Regions from separate parts of the Mus musculus genome. Here region 2 is linked to region 1. A link is a loop called in an ENCODE intact Hi-C map of the cell type or tissue named here. Cell type or tissue: heart. All regions are shown on one strand. Each heading gives the region's core, and the rest is flanking DNA. Links, peaks and the distances in the headings are about the cores only.

What was found. A loop is a pair of places that touch in the nucleus more often than their neighbours do. Peaks named below come from ENCODE experiments on the same cell type or tissue, not always from the same donor. Only the 100,000 strongest peaks of a DNase experiment are listed, where the experiment ranks them.
Region 2: a loop joins it to region 1, with 9 times the contacts of the local background. A loop is called at or near these places in 9 of 42 quality-filtered maps.

What each region holds. Positions count from the first base shown.
Region 1 is chr16:17,643,760-17,649,073 of GRCm38, forward strand. It overlaps Smpd4 (sphingomyelin phosphodiesterase 4), which reads left to right. Exons shown (of 19, transcript NM_001164610.1): 19 at 1-1,071. Ccdc74a (coiled-coil domain containing 74A) reads left to right here and starts at 2,711. Exons shown (of 8, transcript NM_001166164.1): 1 at 2,711-3,024; 2 at 3,849-3,893; 3 at 4,308-4,367; 4 at 5,036-5,201. The coding sequence starts at 2,766. In heart, for the core only: no CTCF peak of the experiment used is centred there; DNase peaks (open chromatin) are centred at 2,742 and 3,622; H3K4me3 peaks cover 1,565 bases; H3K27ac peaks cover 986 bases.
Region 2 is chr16:17,724,969-17,730,342 of GRCm38, forward strand. It overlaps the pseudogene Gm6048. Among named protein-coding and RNA genes, the nearest start is that of Med15, 4.7 kb to the left of the region's middle. In heart, for the core only: CTCF peaks have their summits at 2,471 and 2,671; a DNase peak (open chromatin) is centred at 2,433; H3K4me3 peaks cover 292 bases.

The sequences.
Region 1 (5,314 bases), core at 1-5,000:
CATCCAGAACAAATACCACATTGGCTTCCAGAAACTTCCTTTTTGTTAAACAGTGTCATTTTTATTTTATGTGAGTGAATGTTGCTTGTGTCTGTTCATCATATGTATGCATTTAAGGAGGCCAAGAAGAGGGAGTGGGTGGGTGCTGGAGACCAAACTCCAGGCTTCTGTAGTGCTCTTAATCAACTACTGAGCCATCTCTTCAGCCTCCAGAATCTTAGAGTCATGGGCAGATGGGGCTGACCTATACTAGCCAGCTCCAGGCCAGCATCTTCCCAGGAGTACAACCTCCTTGTGGTGGGAAGGGAAGTTGCCTTTTGAGTGTCCCACTGTTTCCAATTCCCCTGGTCAGAGCTGAATGACTAGCCCTTACCAACAACCCTATCAATATTTATCTTTTGTGTGGGGGATAGAGATAGTTACTCTTGTGTAGCCCAGGCTGGCCTTGAACTCAGAGATACACGTACACTTACCAAGTGTTGGAATCAAAGGCTTGTGCCAACTCTTTACCTAGCCTGTATTTATTTATGAGATGAATATTTTTTTAAATTTTTTTTCTCTTGACAGTTACACACACACACACACACAGGTCATGTCTTACTCCTTCAAGTGCCCCCAGAGTTTAATGTTTTAGACTGACTTATTGGAGTGTGGGGGATGCAGTGCATGCATGCGTGCCATGTATGGACATAGGTCAGAGGTTTGAGGAATGGAACTAGGTTAGGCCTCAAAGCAGGTGTCACCAGTTGTCAGCGTTCAGTTGTCAACTTGATTCACCTGGGAAAGGGACCTTTTCTTGATTGATGTAGCTATCTTCGGGTGGTACCATCCCTAGGCAGGTAGGTCTGGGCTGTATAAGAAAGGTAGCTGAAAGTAAGCTGGGGAGAAAGCCCCAAGCAGTCTCTTGGTTTCTGCTTCAGGCTTCTGCCTTGCCTTGAGTTCCTTCATGGCATCTGTCCATGATAGACTCTAACCTATAAGCTAAAATAAACCCTCTGATGCCCACTTTGCTTTTCTTTTGATCACGGTGTTTATCGCAGCAACAAAAAATAAAATAGGATGCTCAACTAAGCCATCTCCCTGTTTTGGTTTATTTTTAGGATAAGATCTCACTGTGTAGTCTGTAATGAAACTTTGTATCCTAGGCTAGGATTATAGGTATGAGCTTCAAGGATCAGTTTGAAATGATCTTTTTATTATTTGTGTGTGTTTGTTTTGAAGACAGGATTTCACTATGTAGCTCTGCTGACCTGGAACTCTATGTAGATCGGGCTTTTTGCTGTGCAAAGGATGGACCTCTGGGACATGGACATGGTAGACAAGTGTCAAACACTGACCCATTGGGAGGTGACTTTTGCATAGCCTTCTCTTAGAAATTAAGTTTCCAAACCAGGCATTAATCTTAGGATTCAGAAAGGAGGCAGAGGCAGATCTCTGAGTTTGAAGTCAGCCTGGCCTATGTAGCTAAACTATGTCTCAAACAAACAAATCTACCATGTCATAAAAAGTAAGTGGCCTAGTTTTCACGTGGATAAGAGATGAGCCAGCAGTTAAGAAAGAGAGCTTCCTGCTCTTCCAGAAAACCTGAGTTTGGTTTCCAGCAGACACCCAAGGCTGCCTGTAATTCCAGCTCCGGGGCTCAATGCTCACACATGCACACCCACAGAATATACTCATACGGGTACGCATAAATGAAAAAAAAAAAAAAACTAAAGTCTAGAAAGCCAGGACTTTCTTGTTTTTGATCCTGCTGGCTGGGTTCTCTAGGTAAAGGCAAGCACTGGACTTTTGTTTTCTTGAAGACAGGTTCTCACTGTGTAGCTCTGACTGTTCCGGGAACTCACTATGGCAGACTTCGGAACTCTGGAAGATCCACCTGCCTCTGTCTCCCATTTGCTGGAATTAAAGAAGTGGGCTGGCCGGTTCTCTTGTGTTGGTTCAGACAGCTCTATTTATACACAAAGATTCAGTGAGTGTTGGAAGATTTGTGAAACTATTACTATGTATCCAAAAATGTGAGCTATTAAAATGAAAGACTAAGACCCACTTTAAAAGCCAGTGCGACGGGCGGTGGTGGCGCACGCCTTTAATCCCAGCACTGGGGAGGCAGAGGCAGGCGGATTTCTGAGTTCGAGGCCAACCTGGTCTACAAAGTGAGTTCCAGGACAGCCAGGGCTATACAGAGAAACCCTGTCTCGAAAAACAAAAACAAAAAAGCCAGTGCTTTGGCATACATCTATAATCCCGGTTTTACACAATGAATTCCAAGCTAGTTTGCACTACAGAGTGAGACCCTGGTTCAAAAGTACAAGCGGGGCTAGGGTGATGGCTCAGAAGGTATAGTGGTTTCTGCCCAAGCAGGAGAAATTCGGGTCTAAATTCGGGTCCCTAGCACCCACATGAGAAGTGGGGAGGGAAGGCGCACACCCGGGATCTTAAGCGCTGGAAGCCGGGGAAATGGGAAGATCCTGGGGTTCACGGGCCAGCCCAGCTAGTCACAAGACGAGACAGACCTCTTCTCAAAATCTATGAGGTGGGGAATGAGACCGGACGTCGAGTGCTGGTCTCCACAGGCACACGCACCGCACACAGCACTCATAAGAACTACTGTTCCGGACCAGTTCAAGAGTCTGGCGCCTTGGTTTTTGCGGAACGCGGCCGCAGGCCCCGCCCCGCGGCGCGCCCCGCCCTCTCCGGCGCGCCGGTTCCCAAGGCGACCGAGTGCCAGGCTCCAGCAGCCAGTACTGAGCGGCGGCGACGCCTTCATGAGCGGGGCCGGGCTGGCGGCCGGGGCTCGGCCCCTCAGCTCCGCGGCCCCAGGCTCCCGGGGCGCGGCCCGCCTACGCCCGCGCCCTCCCGCCGGCCTGCAGCACGCGGGGACGCAGCCGCCTCCGCTCGGGTTCAGCGAAGCACAGAAGCGGATCCTGGACCTGGAAAAGAGCCTGCAGTTCCTACAGCAGCAGCACTCGGAGACGCTAGTCAAACTCCACGAGGAGATCGAGCACCTGAAGCGGGAGAATAAGGGTGAGCCTCTGGGTGCTGGCCCAGCATTTACAACCTGAAGGTCACGGCCATCAACTCTTAACAGTCTCCGGGTGCGGGGAAGGATGCGGGAGGCTTCTCTTCGGTAGGGCCTGCCGATAGGCTCAGTCCTCCTGTGCCCACCAGCCCAAATGAACGCTGACCCTCCTGTGCACTCTGTGCAGGGCAGGGTGTAGTCCGGCTCATTATTTAAAACTGTTGCCGAAGTTAAACAGCACACAGCAAATTCCAGTAAATGGGTCACCAACTAAGCACATCCAGATTTTGGGCAGGGATTGCCAGGATGCTGCTCCACCCCACCCCCGACCCCCACCCCCAAGGCTTGGCCTACTCAGAACTTCAGGCCACCCTGTGACATAACTGCTTTTCACTGTCTACAGCTCAGCTAGGGTTCCTCTGCTTCCCCCCACTCCATGCCCTGTGCCTCGGGTTTCTCCCTCTTTCTGGTGTTGTCTTTACCTGGGCATCTTATTACATTAGGGCTCTGCTTGAGACTCACCCCATGTCTGACTGACCAGCCCCATGCCACACCCCACTTACCTTACCATTGCCAGGGGCTCCTGGAAGGCTAGCCAGCCATCCTGTCTCACTTCAGCAGCCCTGCAGCCCTGCCCCTGCCTGGCCTAGTGGATGGGCACCTTGCAGGTGTTGGGGATGACAGGGATCAGCTAGAGGCATTTCTGGTCTGAGATGCCTGAGGTAAAGGGTTGGTGGAAAAAGCTGGTGGGACCCAAAGAGCAGGCCACATTTGTGCTCCCAGTGGCTGTAGATTTTAAGTGTGATAAGGAGTATTTGTTTGCTTTCAGATCTCCACTACAAGCTAATCATGAATGAGAAGCCTCAGAAAAAAGGTAGGACTTGCAGGGAGTTATCACTCAAGCCTATCTGGCAGCAGGGAGCCCTGCATGCTAACCCAGAGGAGACCAGTTCTGGGCACTTGGACAGGTGGCCCTTTCCCCAGCCACAGCTTGCTTGTTTGCTCTCAACACCAAAGGCATGACGTGTGTGCAGTAGGGACAATGAGGTGGCTGCATACCCTCCCTCCCTCTGCTGAGCACAGCTCCTGGGCAGCCCCATCCCCTGGTAGGTTGATGGTTGCTGTGGTGCCTGCCTCTGGTTCCCCAGCCCTGTACCGCTGGTTCCTTACACTTGAGTGAGGGGTTTCTTACCACACTCCCTGTATGGAAAACAGCCCTGCTCGAACATGGAGGGCCAGGTAACAGGCAGGAGTGGGTTCTCAGGCTGAGCCCTGCATCTTCCCACAGGCAGCATCTCCACATGGAGCCTTCACTCTGGCAAGTCCGCCTCCAATTCCACGATGTCCGGTGAGCCAGGGCCCAGGCTGGGCAGTCAGCGGGAGGTGTTGCCTAGAGTTGAAAACCCTCTTTCGCAAAGGGGGTGGCCCTGATATCCTATGTACAGAAACAACCAAGAAGGAGACTGGGCCAGGAGTCCTTGAGGGGACGCGCTACAAGCAAGACAAGGCCTGGCTGTCAGTGTAGCCAGATGATGTAGCAGGCCCACCCAGGTAGGGTAGTGAGTGAGTAGCCAAGCCGTTAACAAAGGAACTCAAGTACTTTCCAAGCCCCTATTTTCTCCTGGGAGGTGGGTATGTGCTCCACCAAGCCCCCCCCCCATGACATCTCAGGGACAAAATAAACAGAGCCTCTTCTCCCACTCACTTCCTCTGGGAGGCTACACAACTTCACTAGCAGCAGCCCCAGCTGACCAGCAGCCCAGATGCCAGGACCTACAGTTTGTTCTACCCCAGATGGAAGGCAGCAGCCCCCACTGGGGCTTTTCTGACACAAGCAGCAGGTACCACCACAGGCTTCACTCTACGCTTTGTTCTCTGCAGCCCTCCTCAGAGTGTTCAGTACAGCAGAGGGAACTGATACATGGTCAGGGCTTCCTGGGTACACTGGTTGATCCTAGAGAATGGGCCTTTGGCTCCCAAGGCCTTTAGTGATAGCCCTGTTGGTGTGCCCTGCAGCCAACTCTCAAGGCAAGACCAGGCCCCAGCCCAGCTCCTTCAAGAAACAAGAGCTGAAGTCTGAAGCCCTCCAAAAGACAGACCTGGAAGAGCAGTCACTCAGCAGTGCTGCCCTGTCCCACAGCAGCAAGCTGGACAGAGTCCCTGGGGCTCAGGGACAGGCCAAGTAAGGCCTGCTTGCACCTGAGGACCAGGCCCGCACCCCAAGGGCCCCAAGCTTACCCTTAGTAGGTTTCCACCCTGGGATCAGCAGGCTACCTTGTTTCCATCTTGATGGAA
Region 2 (5,374 bases), core at 105-5,104, 81 kb after region 1:
CTTTTTTTCTTCCTTCCTTTCTTCCTGCCTTCCTTTCTTTCTTTCCTTTAAAGATTATTTATTTATTTATTTATTTATTTATTATGTATATGAGTACACTGTATCTGTACAGATGGATGTGAGCCTTCATGTGGTTGCTGGGAATTGAATTTAGAACCTCTGTTTGCTCCGGTGGGCCCTGCTCACTCCGGCCCAAAGATTTATTTATTATTATAAATAAGTACACTATAGCTGTCTTCAGACATACCAGAAGAGGGCATCTCAGATCTCACTATGGATGGTTGTGAGCCACCATGCAGTTGCTGAGATTTGAACTCAGGACTTTTGGAAGAAAAGTAGGTGTTCTTAACTGCTGTGCCATCTCTCCAGCCCCCTTTATCCAAATCTTAGATTCCCCAAGCCATGTAGTCAGAGACCTTCACACAGCGTGGAAGCTTCACACAGAGAGTGGAAGATGTCTTGCACCCATAAAGATTTCAATAGTGCATTATAAACAGAAAAGGCAGCTGCCGGTCCATGACAAAATCAACCCAACCACGTCAACATGGGTAAGCTCATGACCAGAAAGAGAAGGCGGTAACAGCTCAACGATAGTCAAGCCTTCTTCCTCGTGGTGACCTGGCACAGCGTGGTGAGTATGTGTAAGACTATCTCCAAGGCATATGAGAAGAATGAAGACGACTTCTTGTTCGTGGTGCATGCCTCCCAGGCGACATTCAGACCCACATTAGCCGTATAAGACAAGAAAAACGCCTAATGTTTGTTAAGCTCCTACCAAAGGGATGGGGAAAGGACCATTCCCAGTAGAGTCCAGGCTGTTTGCCACTTGTAGCTACACAGGCACCCACCTAGGGTATTAGGAATTCCTTGTCAGGCAGAACTAAGCTCCAGGCAAACACATTTAGCTTGGTAACTCACCTAAACTGGGCTACATTGTTTTCAAACTTTAGAAGGTTAAAAATAAAATACTTTACACTCTAAGTTGCCAATAAAACAAAAAACAAACAAAGAATAAGTTCACAAACCAACCTTGGTGGTGCACACCTTTAATCTCAGCACTTGGGAGGCAGAGAAAATCTGGTCTCTGTGAGTTTGAGACCAGCCTGGTCTACAAAGTGAGTTCCAGGGCAGCCAGGACTGTGACACAGAGAAGTCCCATCTCAAAAAACAAAACAAACAAAATAATAATTAATAATAATAATAAAACGTTCAAAAGGTACAGTGGTTTCAATGGCAACACTTTGCCTACTCTGGTCATCTAGTCACACATAGTGCAGCTTCTTTTGTTCCAATCATAATGGCCAAAATGTACTCATTTCACACAGTACCCAATAAAATACATACACATATGTATGTGGTTGCAGATGAATATAAGTTCAGCTACAACAGAGTTCAGGATGTTTCAGGCATGGGCTAAAGAAATGTGAGAGGGAGTTTACTGATCAGATACCAGACTCTGAGCAGCCTCTTCAAAGAATGGAAGAAGCCAGGTCTAAGGAGTGTCAGGGTTGAGGAGCGAAGATTTCTGGGCTACACATACAGCAGGGGATGGAGAGCTGGAAGACAGAGTCCAGTCTAGACAAAAAACAAACAGAGAATAAGTTCACAAACCAACCTTGATATGCTTCACATATCAAGCAGGTGGTATGAGGAGCAACACCAACAGAAGGGGACAGACTGAATAGAAGCTCCAGGAACAAGCAGGAGTACCCTGCCCCGGTGCACACATGGGTTACCAGTGAGACGAATCCGTGTGTAGCCCTGGGATGCTGTCATGGTGCTACAAGTCCACCCCTTTATAGAGTTCAAGTGTACCCTTTTGTTGGTTTGTATAATGTGACTTTAATATTCCCACGTGCCCCTGCAGTCTCCTTTCACCGGGATGCATTTATAGAATGGACTCTTCTGTTCCCAGCAGTGAGTAACTTATCAGTGTCTACTTCACCGTAGATGGTGCTGTTTACTTATCCACCTGGGGGCACAATCATCCTCTACCCTCTAAATGGACTAAAAACCCTCTTGAGTGCAAGAATCAGGAGAAAAAGAGGCACTCAGAAGAAAGTAAGCCACACTCCAGTGCACGGGTGGGCACTCCTCAAAGAGAAAATCTCAGAAAATAAGACATAGCCAAGTGTGATATAGGCTTTTCAAGAAAGAGTCAGAATGAATTGCCTTAGCAGTGAGCATTGTGAGGGTGAATTTTGACTGTCATCTTGACAGGATCAAGAATTACCCAGGAGAGGCACTTCCAGGCACAGCTCTTAGGAAATCATGTTGATTAGGCTAGCTTCTAGCGTGCCTGTGAGAGACTATCAAGCCAGTTGAGTTGAGGTGGGAAGGCCCACCTTAACTGTGGGTAGCACAATTCTGTGAGCTATAATCTTGGGCTTAGTGCATTTATCGCTTTCTGTTTCCTGACTGCAGATGAAGTGGGAGGAGCTACCTCACAGTCCTTCACCACAGCTCCCTCACATGGCCAACTATAACATCTGTGAGCCAACACAAACTCCTCCCTCAGATTGCTTTTGTCAGGATATTTTCATCAAAGTAGGTGGGAAACCAAGATAAATCTAAGACAAATTTTAGCGTTTTAATGTCTCTGAAGTTACATCTTAAAAGACTGCAAGGAATACTGTATTATTCCTTTTTTCTCTCTCTCTTTTAAAAGATTTATTATTATTTATATGAGTACACTGTAGCTGTTTTCAGACACACCAGAAGAGGGCATTGGATCACATTACAGATGGTTTTGAGCTGCAATGTGGTTGCTGCGAAGTGAACTCAGGATATCTAGAAGAGTAGTCAGTGCTTTTAACCGCTGAGCCATCTCTCCAGCCCCTTCTTTTCTCTTTCTTTTGTTAGATGGGATTTATAGGGTGGCTCAGGAGCTGAGGTGTATGAAGTTGTTCTCTGCTAGAGTAAAGCAGGCAGTTGTGTCTGCCAAGAAGTTCAGCACATGTCCTTTCCCGATAAATGGAGTCTCTGGTGAGAGTCCTATACAACCGCAGGTTCACAACAGGAGAGAGCAGGGCCCCAAGTCCTTGCTAACTGTGCTGGAACTAATTGTTTTTCAACTGGCAAAGGCTTCAAACAGACTCTATCTTCCTATCCTGCCTCAGTTAAATATGCTGCTTAATTGTTACTATTGAATCATCTGAACATACTTGAAGAATTCTGTCTACCTTGATCATGGATTTAGACCAAGAATAAGGAGAGAATCAGAAACTCACACCCAAACATAAAATCTGTTTTGTAAATTAATGAAATAGGATTCATCAGTTCAAGGAAATATTGATGTGAAGATAAGATATGAAGATACTGATGTAAACCAGTAGCTATTCCTGTGTTCAAAGCAACAGGGCCTTTTTGAGCCTTTTTTTTTTTTTTTTTTTTTACTTTTTAAAATTAAAAATCTATTTTTTTTGTTTCTTCTTCTTTTTCCTTTCTTTCTTTCTTTCTTTCTTTCTTTCTTTCTTTCTTTCTTTTTTCCTTTCTTTCTTTCTTTCTTTCTTTCTTTCTTTCTTTCTTTCTTTCTTTCTTTCTTTCTTTCTTTCTTTCTTTCTCGAGACAGGGTTTCTCTGTGTAGCCCTGGCTGTCCTGGAACTCACTCTGTAGACCAGGTTGGCCTCGAACTCAGAAATCCGCCTGCCTCTGCCTCCCAAGTGCTGGGATTAAAGGCATGCACCACCACGCCCAGTGAAAAATCGATTTTTAAGCACAATATATTCTAATCTGGTTTTCCTCCCCCATCTCCTCCCAGATCCTCTCCACCCAATGCATCTTCTCTCTCTCTCTCTCTCTCTCTCTCTCTCTCTCTCTCTTTCCTTCTCTTTCTATTTTTGTTCCCTTTGAAAACAAAGAGACAAACAAACAAACAAAACAAAACGAAACAAACAACCAAACAAAAAAACCAGATAAAATTAGTCAAAGAAAAAGCTCAAGAAAAAAAAGAAGGTAAATGTAAAAGCATACTGTATGAGCAAAATCCCTGTAGAGTTAAAAAGAAAAGTTACAAGACAAAGAATCTCATTTTGTGGTGGACGTCTCCTGCTGGGCATAGGTCCTGCCCTTAAGTATGGTTAGTGTGCCCAGCAAGACTGTTGAAAAAGATGTTTTTCCTTTGGCAGCAGTTGTCAGCTAGAGATAGCTGCTTGGTTAGGGATGGGACATATGTCTACATCCTCTCATTCAAGGAGCCCCCATCTGGGTTAGACCTGTGCATGCCATATGCAGTACCTTCTTAAGAACAATGTTCCGGTTGGCAGTGGTGGCACACGAATTTAATCCCAGCACTTGGGAGGCAGAGGCAGGCTGATTTCTGAGTTCAAGGCCAGCCTGGTCTACAAAGTGAGTTCCAGGACAGCCAGGGCTACTCAGAGAAACCCTTTCTCAACAAAACAAAACAAAACAAAACAAAACAAAACAAAACAAAACAAGAACAATGTTCAGGAAAACAACAACAAAATAAACAAACAAAAACAGTACTCTGCTCTTAGTAATATTTACAAAAGGAAATTGACTTAAGACTTTATGTTTTGTTTTGAAAGCAGAGTATGTGTTTAGTTTCTTTTTTTTTCTTTCTTTGAGTGTGTGTGTGTGTGTTTAGTTTCTATTGTCTACCAGTTGACTACTTAGGAAATTGTCTTAACAAATACAAAGTTCATTTATATATCTGTTCTGGACCTGTAGGGATCACGCAGCCGTTAAGAGCACTGTATACCCTTCCAGTGGACCCAGGTTTGATTCCCAGTACCAACAAGGCAGCTCACAACCATCTGTAACTCCAATCCTAGCCCCTATGTGGCCTCGATGCCTGATGCCCAAGAAAGTCAAAAGAGGGTGTAGGACCCCTGAGTATAGGGTTATGTGTGTGAACCACCATGTGGATGTTGTGAACTGACCCTGGACCTCTGCAAGAGTGACTAACATGTATGCTTAACTTTTTGAGCCATCTCTTTAGTATCCTGGTATTTTTTTAATGGTGTTTGTTTGTTTGTTTGTATGAATATTTAGTCTGTGTATATCTACACACACCTGCAGATGATAGAAAAGAGTGTTAGGTCTTCTAGAACTAGAGTTACAGGTGATTGTTTGCCATCATGTGGGTGCTGGGAATCAAACCAGGGTCCTCTGGAAGAGCACAAGTAATTTTTTTTTTAATGTATACATGCTCTGTCTGCATGTACACCTACAAACCAGAAGAGGGCATCAGATGCCTTTATAGATGGTTGTGAGCCATGACATGGTTCCTGGGACTTAAACTCAGGACTTCTGAAAGAGCAGCCAATGCTCTTAACTGCTGAGCCATCTATCTCCCCAACTCCCAGTCTACTATTTTTAATCCATGATATGTAGAGGAAAAACCTACCACTTG